2 separate regions of the Mus musculus genome follow, and region 1 is linked to region 2. The links are chromatin loops, found by intact Hi-C in ENCODE. Cell type or tissue: heart. All regions are shown on one strand.

Evidence for each region. A loop is a pair of places that touch in the nucleus more often than their neighbours do. Peaks named below come from ENCODE experiments on the same cell type or tissue, not always from the same donor. Only the 100,000 strongest peaks of a DNase experiment are listed, where the experiment ranks them.
Region 1: a loop joins it to region 2, with 2.8 times the contacts of the local background. A loop is called at or near these places in 3 of 42 quality-filtered maps.

Annotation. Positions count from the first base shown.
Region 1 is chr8:77,626,595-77,634,594 of GRCm38, reverse strand. 1700092C02Rik (RIKEN cDNA 1700092C02 gene) reads right to left here. Exons shown (of 3, transcript NR_045467.1): 2 at 6,873-6,989; 3 at 5,638-5,765. Among named protein-coding and RNA genes, the nearest start is that of 4933431K23Rik, 5.3 kb to the left of the region's middle. In heart, a CTCF peak has its summit at 4,265; no DNase peak of the experiment used is centred here; H3K27ac peaks cover 528 bases.
Region 2 is chr8:78,120,221-78,128,220 of GRCm38, reverse strand. No RefSeq gene overlaps it. Among named protein-coding and RNA genes, the nearest start is that of Gm6360, 52 kb to the right of the region's middle. In heart, CTCF peaks have their summits at 171 (motif pointing right) and 3,780 (motif pointing left); no DNase peak of the experiment used is centred here.

The sequences.
Region 1 (8,000 bases), 490 kb after region 2:
GGGGCTTTAGTCTATGTCCCGGATCTCAGCTACTGCGCAATCCCCAGTGTAATTTGGTCTGAGGAAGGTCATTAAGCAAAGGCCTTGGGGCTTCACTTGTTTTCTTCTAGCTTCTCTCTTAATACTGATCTCTGTCTTTTTAAACTCATAGCCAGACACAAATTCACTCAGATCATGTAGCCTCTCTCTGACTGCTACCACTCAGATCCTGCGATCTTCAAGTCTGGATTCTTCCTCAAACAAGTTCGTGTTGTCTTCCTGCTTCTGCTCCACAGTATGGACAATGAAGTCTTCCTACCTTTGCCCCTCAATGACTGGCTTAGATTTCCTCGTATGCAAAGGCAGTGCAGTGACTAACTGAATCCATGTGAGGGTGAAGGAGCCTCACAGGCGTGGTCTTGGCATGGAAGACTGAATTGTTCTTTTCCCCTCAGAAGTTTCTGGACTCTGTAACTGAATACAGCAGACTCCTGGTGAAAACCTCACGATGGCTTCTTTTTAAATAATTGCAGCTATCTGTTTATGAGAACCCTCATGTTATGCCATGAATATTTACATCTAAAAGATGTGACTACCAACCATGCCACTTCATTTGAACAAGTCTACCTGAATTTGTCTACACGTATGAATGATGTTCAATAAAAGCAGTCAGCAAACTGCTATGGATTTTTAGAACATCTCTAGACTCCAGTTAAGAGATAAAATCACTTAGCCTAAATATAAGAAGACTGATACAATCAGACCCAGCTTCACTTTTTTTGTTTTTTGTTTTTATTTCTCTGTTTCTTTGTGTGGATATGTGCATGTGAGTGTGAGTACAGGGGTGTTTATGAAAGAGGGAAGAGAAAGGGGACATGGGGGAAGGGAGAGGTGGACATGGAGAGGAGTAGACAGAGGCAGAGACAGAGACAGAGGCATGGTCTGTAGTCCAGGTTGGCTTGAAGCTCCTTGTGCCTCAGTTTTTCAGGTGCTGGACTGTGGTTGCATGGTTAACAGGATTCCTTAGCAAATACTAAAACTAATTCCAAAAGAAGCCCCTAAAAAATCTGGAACAGCAGCAGACCTGTTAAAAGAAGTGTCTAACCTTCCAAAGCAACTCCTCGAAAAGATGCCATTAATTTGAATATATGGGTTTTTATTTCCTAAGAAAAACGGGCTATTTTTAACCTTGCTTGAGTTTCACACACTATATCATTGGTAGTTGGCTAAAGGGAGTTGGCTCTTTTTCAGCTTAATGTAGAATCCAATTTTATGTAGTAACTCCATTTTTGGACTGAACAGAAATAGAAAACCTTCAAATGCATCCTTAAAACATATAATATATCAAAACCAAGTCATAGTCTATGCACAGCTAATACATATAAACATAGGGTTTATATAAATCCTAAAACAATGATAAATTAATCACAAATTAAACACAAATATACATATGCACATGGACAAAATATATTAACATACAATAGAATCCCCAAGTGTGAGTTCCGAGGCTTGTTCTCAGTACTAATTCTGTTTAGCATGTGTGTGACTGGGTGAGACGAGAACCGTCTTGAGGCTGGAGGTGCAACCCATGAAATGTTGCTGGGATGCCCTCGGCTTCCTTCCAGCTCCAGGTCCTTGGGATCACTTTGACGCATGGGGCAGAGTGTAGAAGACAGACTTGATTGTAGGGTGATGTACAGCACACTCAGGAGTGAGAGTGTGCAGTGTCAGAGATCACAGTGCTGTTTTCAAAGGACTCTGAAGCAGAGGTCAGAGCTTGAGAGCAGTTACTCTTACCAAGGATCTGGGTTTGATTCTCAGAACCCACATGCAGCTCATAGCCTGTACATCAGCTCCAGGTCTGACATCTCTTCTGACCTCCCCAGGCACTGGGCATGCATGTGGTTGCCCATACATGCATTTGAGCAAAACACTCACATCACACATATAAAATATACATCTTAAATTTTTTTTTAAATTAAACACAGACCACGTGAATTAACTCCCCAAGGGAGAGGGCAATGGTATGTCACTGTTCTTTATGGGAAAGCCTCCAGCTGATAGAAATCTTACAAAGTGGCTGGCAGTTCAGAATGTCATTCTTCCCACAGGACAGAGGTATGAGTCAAACTCCATCCTTCTGACCATAATCAAAGGCTTGCAGCTTTTGTCCCTGGATGCAAAGCTGTTGGGTGTGAGGGATGGATCCATCCTCATTCTCAGAGTGGCTGACTAGTTATGGAACAGTGAACCCAAGCTCCACCACCACCCGTATACAAAAGAAGGCACACGCTGGAAACATTAGCTACTACTGTACAAGTTACGACCCAAGTTTCATGTTGATACTTAAAAAGGTATATAGAGAGATAAAATTGCGTTTGTTTCTTGTTTTTCTACCAATGAGGAAAAGTCAGAAGAGCAAACATACACAGGACATTAGGGCACGCTAAGGACCGAGTCTGTTACAAATTCCATGGTCTCCACAGCTCTGGGCTAAATGTTTCCATCCTTTACAGATGAGGAAAATGAAGCTGGGGACTAGAACAGCAAACAGTGGCAGCCTGTGACAAGTGAGAGGAAACTGTCCACAATAAGCTGGTCACACTGGAGGGACATGTGTTTAGGAAGTGGAGTGTCTTCTGGAGAGCTCTTCGCTTCTCCAAGAAGCAGGGACTTCTGCTTCTCTGTTAATCTCAGTGATTCTCTTGTCATTCTTTTCCAAAAATGAAACAAGGCAATCACTTCCTGACCTAGGAAAATAAAATGTTCTATGAATTTTTATCTCACTATTTATACAGCAAGCTTTTTGGATACCAGTTAAGTGTTTTGGTGGGACATTTAAAAATAAAGCAAGCTAAATAAAAACTGCTAAAGCACATAGAACAAAGGGAAAAAAATCATGATTAGTGATTAGAGAACAGATACCCGGAGACTTAAATATTTAAGAGGCAAAGGGTTACAGACATAAATGTAAAGAAAGAGTAAGGGGGGCCACCTTTATGTAAGACAAGGGTGGGGCTGGGACCATGGCAAGAGTCTTCACTTGATCTTAGAGGCGGTTTTACTGTGTGACCTTTGTTTCTAAGTCTTCCTTCCTTCCTTTCTTCCTCTCTTTCTTCCTTTCTTTCTTTCGTTCTTTCTTTCTTTCTTTCTTTCTCTCTCTCTTCCTTCCTTCCTTTCTTTCTTTCTTTCTTTCTTTCTTTCTTTCTTTCTTTTGTTAGTGACTCTCAGGTAACAGCTCTACATCCTGATTCTTCTTATTCTGCCGAGTAACATTTGCCTACTTGTGGCTTCATTTCTATCTCACAACCTAGCAACTGGCAGTGCGAAAGGAACCAACTATTCAGATTAAAAATAATGTTCTTTATTTCCTCATCATCTTAAAGGGAGAAAAAAATCCTCACAGTAAATATAAGCACTACAATTTACTAATATTCCATGATTTGTGCTTGCCTTTGTTGAGTCTTGTCGTGGCCTAAACAAACACTATGCAGATCCTAATGTAATCAGAAATGCTGGTTTGTGGACCTTAGGCACTGGCTCTGCCGGGACAGTTTTCACTGTAACTATGCTTGTTTTTATAGCACAATGATATACAGAAACTTGCAGCCACTGCTGGTCTTGAGGCGTCTGCATATGAAGCAGAAAACATCATTTTCTTCCATTTCAAAGAGTTCACCACAGGGTGCCAAGAAGGAAGGACTATGTCCCTCCAGCCACACACTGCCCTCTGGCACTCAGACTCAAGTCCCCAGGGACAGACAATCTCTGACTTTTCCAGTTCTAGGTAACATTTCCCACAACCCCTGGTTCATAAATATTGACATTTTGGAAGAAAGAGAAGGAAGGAAAACGCTTGAGGAAAAAAAAGTTGAAGTGTTTATGTTTTTTTAAAAAAAAATAAATATACCCTATCTTGGAACTTTTAAAAATAGTATTATCCATCAACAACTAGATAATATAGGAAACTAACTTTCAACGGGATTGTCTGGTCTCTTCTTTGTCCAGAAGGAATAACCTTTCACCCAGCAAAGCTGAGTTTAAGGCCCTTTTCTCTAAGAAATGCTACAGAGGACCCCCCCCCCCCTTGAATTTTTCCCCCACGAATAACCGATCTCTAAATCACAGTAAATTTGGGACTGTTTTCAGCAAAGTGTTTTCTGTTTTCCTGTGAAATATTTCCTCCCACCAGGCTTCAAAAGCAGAAAAACCACAGCCACACAGATCTTCACGAACGCCTCGGAGCCCAGCCTGATTCCACTGCTGTGGAACTACAGCGCAACCTGGCGGTCATTTCTGTTTCCTGCCGTGGTTCAGCGGGGCGGATGGAAATAAAAGGTAGAAAACAACAGCGAAGAATCCATAGTGCCTGCCTGCAAGCATAATCATCACACATGGAATTTTAAGGTGTTTAACAGCAATATTCCTTTTAATAATACTTCTGTGGTGTTGCTGGTGCGTCGTTACAACAACAGAATCCTGAGCCTTCATATTCTTTCTTAATACTCCTCTATTTTCTTTTCTAGACCGGGAACAGGGTGTGTGTAGCACTGTGTAGTACAGGCTGTCTTGGAACTGGCTATGTAGACAAGGACTCACAAAAGATCACCCTGCCTCTGCCTCCTGGGTGTTGAGATTAAGAACACAGTCATACGCCTGGCAAACACTCCCCTTTTTCTGACTTTAGTGGTTATATTTCCTTTTTTTCTTTCTTTCTTTTGGGTTTCTTGAGACAGGGTTTCTCTGTGTAGCCCTGGGTGTCCTGAAACTCACTCTGTAGACCAGATTGGCCTCAAACTTAGAGATCTGCCTGCCTCTGCCTCCTGAGTGCTGGGACTAAAGGCACGAGTCACCACTGCCAGGCCTTTTTTAAAAACTTCTTAAGCAAGGATACAAAGAAGTTACATTAAGTAATTGTCAGCTATGGGATGAATCTTTTCTCTTTGTATACAAGAAAATGGTCAAAAGAAAAAATATGCCTTTATCGTAAGACTTTGTTGTAGTCTTCAAATTCGAGATAATTTGATTCTTCTTTTTCTGCAAAGCAAGTACTTTCTTGCTACTGTTGTTTTTTGAGACAAGGTCTTGCCCTTGTGTTGTTTGGATCTCAGGACTCTCTGCCTGTGACCCACACACACACACACACACATACACACACATACACACACACATACACACACACACACACACACATACACACACACACATACACACACACACATACACACACACATACACACACACACATACACACACACACACACATACACACACACATACACACACACACATACACACACACACACACATACACACACACACATACACACACACACATACACACACACATACACACACACACATACACACACACACACATACACACACACACACACACACACACATACACACACACACACATACACACACACACACACACATACACACACACATACACACACACACACACACACACACACAGGGCTGGCTTACAGTTATCAACGCCAACACTGGGGATGCTGGGGGGTTGGTTTCGGGTTTTTGTTTTGTTTTGTTTTGTTTTTTGTTTTTTTTTTCAGTGATGGAGACAAAATTCAAAAGTGTGGGCATAGGAAGCAACAGTGTATCACAGAAAAGCACACCTAACCCTTGGTTTTATTTGCTTGCTTGCTTGTTGTTTATTGGCATAGGGTCTCTGTATCTAAACTTAAAGACTTCGAATCTTAGAATTCAGAATCTTTGTGCCTCTGCATCTTGAGAGAAGGTTCATAGACATTCATTGTCCCCTACAGAAATGAATGGTTTTAAAAGTTAAGTTCCTTCACATCTATTTATTTGCCACTGAAATTTGAAACACATCAGAATGTCCTCTTGCTGCAGTTTAAGTATTTGAACATGAGAAAAATCTAATTATCTGCTCCTGTTGGGGTATCCAACAGAGAAGACTGCTCAGCCAAGGGTTTAAGCCAATAGAAAGTCTTTATCAGCTTTGTGGTGACTATGCCGGGGATCTTAGTGTACCACTGAGCCTTTCTCAGGTTGAGCTTTCAGCACAGAAGCCACATTCAGTTAACATGAGCAGTTAGCCAGAAGTGAAGAAGCCAAAACACAAGGTTAGTGCAGTCAGGGATTTCCTGGGATTATGGACTTCGATGGATTAGGCCTTTAGTTTTAGGAGGCGGTGCTGGTTCCATGCTGGGTTCCAAAGTCTGAATGGTACTTCCATCATGGAGTCAGTTGTGCTAAAGTCTTGAGGCCTGTTAGATTTATATTATTTATATATGTTATATGTGTGTGTATTAAACAATAATGTAAATATGTTGGATATAAATATAGCATATACAATTATATATAAGCATATAACATCTAATACATACATTATAAATATTTAAATAAATAGAACATAATGTATTAATTTTATATGATATACATGTAAATGTGCAATAAAATATAAAATATTAAATGCATAGCTATGAACACACTTTTGTGAATAGATGTGTATATGTACATATATAATATATACATATATAATATATACATATAAAATCTTTTTTTGAAATGTCTCAAGTAGCCAAGAGTGACCTTGTTCTTCTGATCCCCCTGCCTCATATGTCCAAGTGCTGGTATTGTGGTCACAGACTGTCATGCCTGATTGTTTAGGGCTGGGGATAGAACCCAAGCTTCCTGACTGCCAGGCAAGCACTCCACCCACAAAGCTACAACCCCACCACAGGGCTCAATGCTTGATAATGAACCCCCTTAAGCCTAATGTCTACGTTCTCTTTCAAATGGAGAAAAATCTGTTCTGAGTATCTCCTGTCCCTAGCATTCAAGAGGCAGGAAGATGATGAAATCAAGACCAATTTGTGCTAAATAGTAAATTCAAGACCAGCCTGGATGGTTTCCTGTTTTCATAGCCAGCAGGGTCGGGGCCCCTTCCTTCCTGCAGGAGTAGCCATCTCCTACTTCCTGTGAAATCAATATTCTTCTGTCCTGCAATTGTGGCGGCCCTGGTAAGAAGAGAAGAGGATTTAGTACCAGGAGTAAGAGGCAAGCACTAGGCTCCTTACTTAGTGTTTCTGAGCTAACAGTGGGGAAAGGTGCTGAAACTTCCTAGGAATTTTCTTCATCGGGTATTTGCTACCCACTAATTTGCCACAGATCTATCAAAAGTCTAGTCACCTCTCTATACTCTTTCTGAATTATTGGGTCCAGCACAAGATAATGCTGGGCTCTCAAACTTTGGAAGTATAGATTTTTCCCCTCAAGAAAGACAAAATCTACATGTTTTTCTTTCATAACTAACAGCACCATTGACACAGGGGACCTGAAGGGTAAATTGGCAGTTCATAGTAATTATAACCTTTTCTGTGTTCACAGAAACATTGCTAGAGCGTAGAAGCTTGCTAACACTGTAGCTCCCAGGTAGTTTCACGGAATGCAGAAACACAAACAGCTTTTAAGCATCTTGCATTCTTGCATGAAGGTGGAGGAAAGTCATTAGCCAGTTTGAGGGTGTTATTGATAATGGAAACTATTTCCTGGGAGGTTCAGCTCATGTCAGCAGCCAATCCTGGTATGCTTGCTGCCTGAAATTCAAAAATAACTTCTTGATTTCATTTACACTCCTTTGTTCCCACTTCCTTGTACTTTGACTTAAAAAGCCCCTTGCTCTTGGGGGCTGAAGTCACCAATAACCCCAGCTGCAAGGGAATCTATACCTCTGGTATCCACAGGTACCCTTACATACTGTACGCATTTACCAACACATGTACACACAATTAAAAACATAAAACACTTGCTCCTCAACTGAGGAATAAGACAGATTTTGGGCAACTGTCTTCTTTCTCTCCTAGCTTTGCAACCCAAGTTGCCTCCGGTCCCTCAGCATGTGAGCTCTTATGTTCATCACATTGTCCTCTGTGCTAAGGAGCCAGACTGGTACCTGGGCACACCATGGTTTGCAGCTACTCCCTTCTCTAGCCATCCCAACTACATCGTAGATAAAAGGATTAGCATCT
Region 2 (8,000 bases):
TAATATCTTAAATACCTTTCAAGGACTATTCTAACACCTTGTGCTATCCCAGTCATGGCTTTTGGAGTGATGTATGTTGAAGAAATGTCTTAAAAGTCTACATCCCCATGTGCATGCACACAGACACGTGTGCAGGTACTGCTGTGAGTCAGATGGTCAGTGTCCCTACAGGATCAGGTGCTTGAACCCTTGGTCCCCAGCTGGTGGCGCAGTTGTGAAGGTTATGGAAACTTAAGGAGATGGAGTTCTGTTGCAGTCCATCACAGGGGTTAGGGTGAGCATTGAGCCTGGCTTCTCTCTCTCTCTCTCTCTCTCTCTCTCTCTCTCTCTCTCTCTCTCTCTCTCCCTCCCTCTCCTTCTCTCCTCTCCCTGCCTTGTTTGGGGGTGCACTCTAATAGCCAACCAGCTTGCTGTTCCTTCTACCAAGTCTTTCCTGCCTATTGTCATATGTTCAGTGCCACAGTAGACTCTGGAACTATAAGGCAAAATAAACCCTCTCTCCTCTAAATTGCTTTTTTTGTTGGAGTATTTTATCATAACAACAGAGAGAGAGAAAAAAAGATATACCTTCATAAACACACAAACACTAAATTCAACAGAAGTTTCTTTGTTGTTGTTGATACACATATTTTCCACAATGAGTTAGTTCACTTTGGGAAATCTGTATGAATAGAGTTAGTATTCATTCAGTTGGTATTTAGGCAGAGTAGCTAAACCAAATATTTAGTTGGTATCCTTATTGATATATCCAACAGCCATGTTCCCTGACTGGTTGATGTCTACATCAAATTAGCTGCTAAAATTTTTGATTATCACAGTATGTGTATATCTATAAAATATGTTGAACATACATAAATGCATAAATAAAGCACCGGCGGCAGCAGCAATCACCTATTCTGTGATCACTTTAATGTCCCTGCACAGATGCAGCAGCGGCTCCATGCTTCTCACTGGAGCCCTAGGACACTGGCCATCACTATTAGTCAGCAGTGGAAAACAACTCCAAGAAAATGATGGTAATATTCTGTATGAAAAACATAATAACATATTACTGAAAGATAAAACTGACAAAAGAGGGAAAATGTTGTATTTAGGTCAGAGACATATACTGAAGGAAGTCAACACTGGTTATGTCTGTATAACTTAGCAGTGGATGAGAACAGAGGTTATGTCATATAATTTAACAGTGACTGGGGACATACAAATCCTGGCTTAAGAAGATGAACCAGAAGTTATTCATCCCATTATGTGTGTGTGTGTGTGTGTGTGTGTGTGTGTGTGTGTGTGTGTGTAACATATAGTATATAGAATTATATACCAAAATTGTTTAGAAAACCCTCATTTGATAGGTGTCTTAGGATTTCTTTTGCTGTGAAGAGACACCATGACCACAGCAACTCTTATAAAGGGAGATCTTTAACTGGGGCTGGCTTACAGTTCAGAAGTTTAGTCCATTGTCATCATGACAGAAAGCATGGTGACATGCAGGCAGACATGGTGCTAGAGAAGTAGCTTAGAGTTGTACATCTGAATCATCAGGAAGGAAGGAAAGAAGGAAGGAAGGAAGGAAGGAAGGAAGGAAGGAAGGAAGGAAGGGTAGGCCAGGCTTGAACATTTGAACACAGTGTTGCTCTCTTCAGAAACTGCAGAAGAGGGCATCAGATCCCATCACGGATGGTTGTGAGCCATCATGTGGTTGCTGGGAATCAAACTCAAGACCTCTGGAAAAGCAGCCAGTGCTCTTAACCACTGAGACGTCTCTCCAGCCCCAGGCTTGAATATTTGAAACCTCAAAGCCCAACCTCAATGACACACTTCCTCCAATAAGACCATACCTCCTAATGGTGACGCTCCCTGGTGACCAGGTTCAAACACATGAGTCTATGGGAATCTTTCCTATTCAAATCATCACAGTAGGAACATTTTAAATTATTTTCAGGCTAAATGGATGATATCTATCTATCTGTCTATCTATCTATCTATCTATCTATCTATCTATCTATCTATCTATCTACCTACCTACCTATTTAACACACTCACACACACACTCACACACACACACATACACACATTCACAAATACCCTTGCACTCACACACACTCACACACACCCACACACACTTACATACACTCACACACACACACACACACTCACACACACACTTACATACACTCACACACACACTCACAAATACCCTTGCACTCACTCACACACTCACACGCACACACCTACACACACACACACACAGAAGATACTGTAGATCCAAAAGTGACAGACTATTTAATGTATTTAGACAAAACTTATTCCAAAGCAATAGTTTCCACAAGCATTTTAGAGATAAGATTTGAAGTTAAATAAACTAAATTTTAATCTTTTATTACCTTATTAGACAACTGTTTCTGCCATTTTTATACACCTGGCCTTCACAGTTTCTGTGATGTTGTTATAACTGAACTAGAACGAAAACACTAATTTGACCACCATTTTTGCAGGGAGAACATTCTTGTTAATTCTTTCCTCCATGAACAGCACGGAGCTGAATTCAGCGAGTCTCAGAAAACTACTAGATTTCATTCAATCTGGTTCTTCAAGTTAACTTGAACAGGTTTATGATCAAGACCTTTGTTTTCTTTAGTTCTGTAAAACTAAAAATATAATGCTATAGAATCATACTCACCTGTTTTGTATGTACAGGGGAACAAATACCACTAAAGAAAGCAAATCCTTTTAAGTGTGGCTGGCTTAGCTTAGGCTGTAACGACGGAACTAGCTGTGTTAGAAGCATTCTCTTTACAGGTTGCTTTTTCTGACTTATTCCACTGTGAAAATGTAGGAGCCCTAAATCTAAAACTATGTGGGGAAAAGTTCTTGTCATTTCTTGCACTGACTTCATGGATTTGGGTTTTTTTGTTTTGTTTGTTTGTTTGTTTGTTTGTTTGTTTAGCTTCCTGTGGTTCTGTAAATGTGTTTTGATAACCAGGCAAACAGAGTCTGCACTGAACTCCACTGAGGCTACAGCCACCTTACAGACCCCCAAAGCAAGCTGCCAGCAATCACAGCAGCAACATCATTTTCCTCTGCTGCCAAATTGTGTTAATGGAATAGAAGAAGGAAGGAGAGGCGATTATACCAGCTTCTCCAGTGGAAAGGATGGACTGAGGTACCCTAAGACAAAGCCCAGGCACACTGGCACTTCAGGGCACCAGAAGAGCATCATAGAACTTCTAGTGAATTTCCCCAAGGATATTAAAATTATCACAGGATAGGTAATGGATTTTACTGCTGGTGATTTATCATCACCATCATCACCATCACCATCACCATCATCACCATCACCATCATCATCATCATCACCATCATCATCGTCGTCGTCGTAGTAGTCGTTTTATTGTGGAGGTAGATGATGATGATGATGATGATGATGATGATGATGATAGTGAAGATGATGATTGTGGAAGATCAAGTCCAGCACCACACACAAGATCTTTTACTGAACTATGCCCTGTCCTGACTTTCTTTTTCTTTTCCTTGTAAACTAAAAGCTACGTTGTCCTTTAGAAAAGTGAAAATTAAAGGAAGTCAATGTGGAGTTGCTCTGTGCAGTCTAAAAAACTTTGTATTCTGTTTTGTTAGCTATGTGCACCCGGCTACATTAATGCTAAGAGAGAGCCAGGGTTCAAGCGATGGCTCAGTGAGCAAAAAGGCTGCTGTGGGCTGAGTTTAGATTCTCAGAACCCAATTAAAATCCTGACACAGCAAGCAGCTGTGACCACAGCGCCCCCTACTGGGAAACAGAAGGAGAGAAGAGAATCCATTGAAGCTAGAGGGCTAGATAGCCGATAGGCAGAGACTGTCTTAAAGGAGAAGGGAAGCAGAGGGCTGCTACCCTAAGATAGAACTCTGACCTCCACACTGTATCAATAGAACATATGCATACGTTCTTATGTATGTCTGCTCCTATGTACATGCATTCCTATATCCACACACCACACACAAATAGTAATAAATAGTGATGATGATAATGATGATAAACGCGATTTTTAACTGTTTGATTTAAGATTTATTTATTTTCTGTATATGAGTGCTCTATCTGCACATACACCTGCTTGCCAGAAGAAGGCATCAGATCACACGGTTGTGAGCCACCATGTAGGTGCTGGGAATTGAACTCAGGACCTCTGGAACAGCAGCCAGTGCTCTTAACCACTGAGCCATCTCTCTAGATGGTGGATAATATTTTTTTATTTGCTAAGAGTTAGACAAAACTGGCAGAGAAGCACTCATAGAGTCCCCACTGTCTGCAGTCATGTATGTGCAGCTTCAGTAACCTGCAGCTACATCCCGTAGTTCCACTTTCTTCCATTTTGTTAGCAAATATTTCAGGCTTATTCCTGGAAACCACAGGAAAAACTTACTTCAATATGCAAACACACGGACATACTTAGAGAGGGACACTTTAAAACTGTATTTGTCAATCAAAATTTACAAAGGTTTTCATTGACACATTATAAATGGTTGATCAAGTAGGTACAACAGCCAACAGAAAACAAAGCAGGATACAGAAAGCTTACTGGGTCTTCTTCATGAACTCTGGTATTCCTGTTGAACCTTTTGTTAAGAACAAAGGATGCTCTGTTGGTGCTAGGGGTGAGCCACTAATCAACTTTGATTCCCGTTTGAAAACTGATGTGTCTCGTGAAGTCAGTTGAAGACAAGAACTACAGAAGATGCAGAAGAGAATTCTTCTCAGTGAGAATTTTTTCTTCTTTCTCTGATTTTCTTTTCACAGGTATACTATTTATAAATATATAATTACAATGTATTGGGTCTGTTTAATGTTGCTCAAATGTATATAGTTATAGGACCGACCACTTGCTATTGGATAACCAGTTAGAGGCTTTATCCCAGGAAGGCTGATTATCTGTTGTCTGAGCAATTATGAACTGCCTGTAGATCTTCATCTAGAGATGAGGCCATGTGAAGTTTCCCCCATCCATGCTGGCATGTCAGACTTTATTGCCATTGTTCAGTTCTTAATTATACTATTATTTCTCTCTCTCTCTCTCTCTCTCTCTCTCTCTCTCTCTCTCACACACACACACACACACACACACACACACATCACATCACACACACACACACACACACACACACACACACACACACTACTTATGGCACTTGGGTAGTAATGAAAAGCCAGTTTTCACTTGAGGTCAAAACAGTGATGGAGCTGGGACGCAGCTTCAGTGGAAAGCGCTCATTTAGCACACAGGCAGCCTTCCTGTAAGACCCTACCTACCCTGTGCAACAGTGGAGCAGTGTGGCAGTGGGCTCACCTGAACACAGACAATCTATGCTGTGGCACTTCACCAGCCTCATCTCTTCTCATCTAATGACGAGGCAGCCTGGGCTCTCCTCCAGCTCAGCCTCTGGGCTAGCCTTGCTCTCTGTTGTCTCTTCGATCTGGGTATTAGAGGCTCGCTCTCCAGGTCTCTGTTATTGCTATGATCAAGACCACAGTCATGCATGAGTCACAGAGAACACACACCCAGTTTAACCTGAAAAGAGCTCTTCCAAAAAAAAAATCTTTTTTGTTTCCATTTCTAAAGAAAATAAATGTACAATTTGCTCTCTTGTGGGCAGATTAACAGCTTCATTTCCAAGTGAACAACAGAAAGCTCTTATTTTCTTTTTCCTGTAGATGTAGATTAAGGGGAATTCAAAATAAAATATCTGCTAGGCTGTGCTTTGTAATAGTATTTAAGCAGCATGCTTTAGAAATAGCTTTAAACAATATTCTACTCTAAATATGAATGCATACATTCAAAAACTGTCTCCTGGTACACATTCATTTTTCCAAAAGTAGATATTGAATTGCAAGCATAAATTAACAGAGAAAGTTATTCCTCTCCTTGCCCCAGGTTTGGTACAGGGTAGATTTTGAACTTGCCCGCGTTCTTGTGTGGGAGTAGAGTTACCGTGCAGGGAGGATTTGAATGCACTGCTATGGTGAACATAAAACATACGATTCCCTTTCTGGCTCCTCTGTTGGGCACTACTTGTTTATGGGAGCTGGCATCTGAGAGAGAAAATAGAAATCCATCTTCCTTGGATGTAAGAATATTTATGTGCTCTTATCTAAATGAACAAACAAAACCCTTTTGGCCTGTATCTCGAAGCTTTCACCTGCTCTGGTGGCTCGTGTCTCTCTGAGGTGGTGTCCCTCCAGTCTGCAGTCATATCTGCAAGTAGTGATGTGTTCGTACGATTCGGATTTCAGCCTTTCATGGAACCAGGAGAAGAACATGGCTGGAGCTAAGACCTTACCTGGGGTTAATGAAAACCACCCAATGTATGTTGCAAGGACTGGAGTTTCAAAGCAGGACGTTTTTTAAGAGCTGGATTTCGAGTTTGTCCCTCACTCTGACTGTAGCACATTGTTTAGGCCTGGCTTCTTTCTAAAAAGTAGTTTGTCCCAGGTCAAAAATGTATGTGGCAGGATGTCATAAAGACAAGGAAGGTTTTATGATCAGCCAGTGAACAGAAGATTTTTTTTTTAATTATTGTATCCTTGGGGTTTTAGAGTGAGACATATTTGTGCCTAACTCTAATATAAACAAACCTACTTTGGCTTCTCCTCTTTTCTTAGTGTATTACAGAGGCTTTCTCCTAACTCTTTCATCTTTGTGTTTCTACTCCTACCTTCTAGCTTTAGAATGAAGCTTTTTGTTCACATAGATAACGGACATCTTGAAAATTCTATTTCTTTTACTTTTTAAGTGTGTGTGTGTGTGTGTGTGTGTGTGTGTGTGTGTCCCCAGGTTCCCATGGGGGCCATCAGACAGTGTCAGATCCCCTGGAACTGGAGTAAAAAACAGTTGTGGACCAACTGATGTGGAGGCTAGGAGCTGACACTGAACCTGGGTCTCTCCAAGTGTGGACTCCCTCTTAGCTGGCCAGCTACCTCTCAGGGACAGAGCAGGTTCTTCTCACGTGCTTGCCCCTGGCTGTCACTCTGCCTTTGTCTCAGCTTCCTCTTTAATATGCATGCCCAAGTTTCTTTCCAGGCCACTCCTTTTCTTCCCGACTACCCTTTGCTGACTGCTGGGCTCCTGCTGTCCATCCTAGTAGGCAAGCAAACAGCCATCTTCCACCGCCCATCGCCCATCCACAACCATCTTCCACCGCCCATCGCCCATCCACAGCCATCTCTCACCGCCCATCCACCTGGGGCCCCAGAAGCAGCCAGGCTCTTTCTGGGAATGAGTCCTCTTCCCACTATCCCAGAAAGACATTCTCCATACAGCCTAGAACTTTCTGAGTTACTTTTAAAGCTCCTGGGCCTCTTCTCATCTCCTCTATGAATATTGCTTGAAGCTGGCTCGTGTCTTTGGAGTTGGGGTAGGCAAACGAAGCCTTTGGGTTTTGTCTGCTGGAAGATTGCCACTTCCTTGGGGTGGAGCTCTGTGTTCTTTGGAGAAGCTACAGTGTAGTTGACCCTCTCTGCCAGGTTCACAGGGCTCTTTCTTTCTTTCTTTCTTTCTTTCTTTCTTTCTTTCTTTCTTTCTTTCCCTTTTTCTCCTTCTTCCTTCCTCCCTTCTATATTGTCCCTGTCAGTCAGCAGACCAAGGTTCCTGGCAGCTCTCTGTCAGGGCTTTGATTTTGTCAGCCATGGCCAGGTCCTTTTCCTTACCCAGTCTCTTTTCAGCTTTGTTCAGCTGAGCTCCACTTGTCTACTAATTAGCTCTTTGGAGATTTCCCTTTTAACACTCACTATCACAGAGGACAGGAACCGTTCAAAAGTTTTGTGCCTCATAGAAATTCGGTATTCATCTCTACCCCATACAACCACATTTCTTAAAATTAGAAGTGGCAGGTCAGGCTAATTTAAGGTATAGAAGGAACATTGTGTATAAAGGGACACCTCCCTGTTCTTGATCAGGTATGGAGATGAGTGACAGGAAGGGAAGGGTCACATCACAAAACATGGACGGGCACAA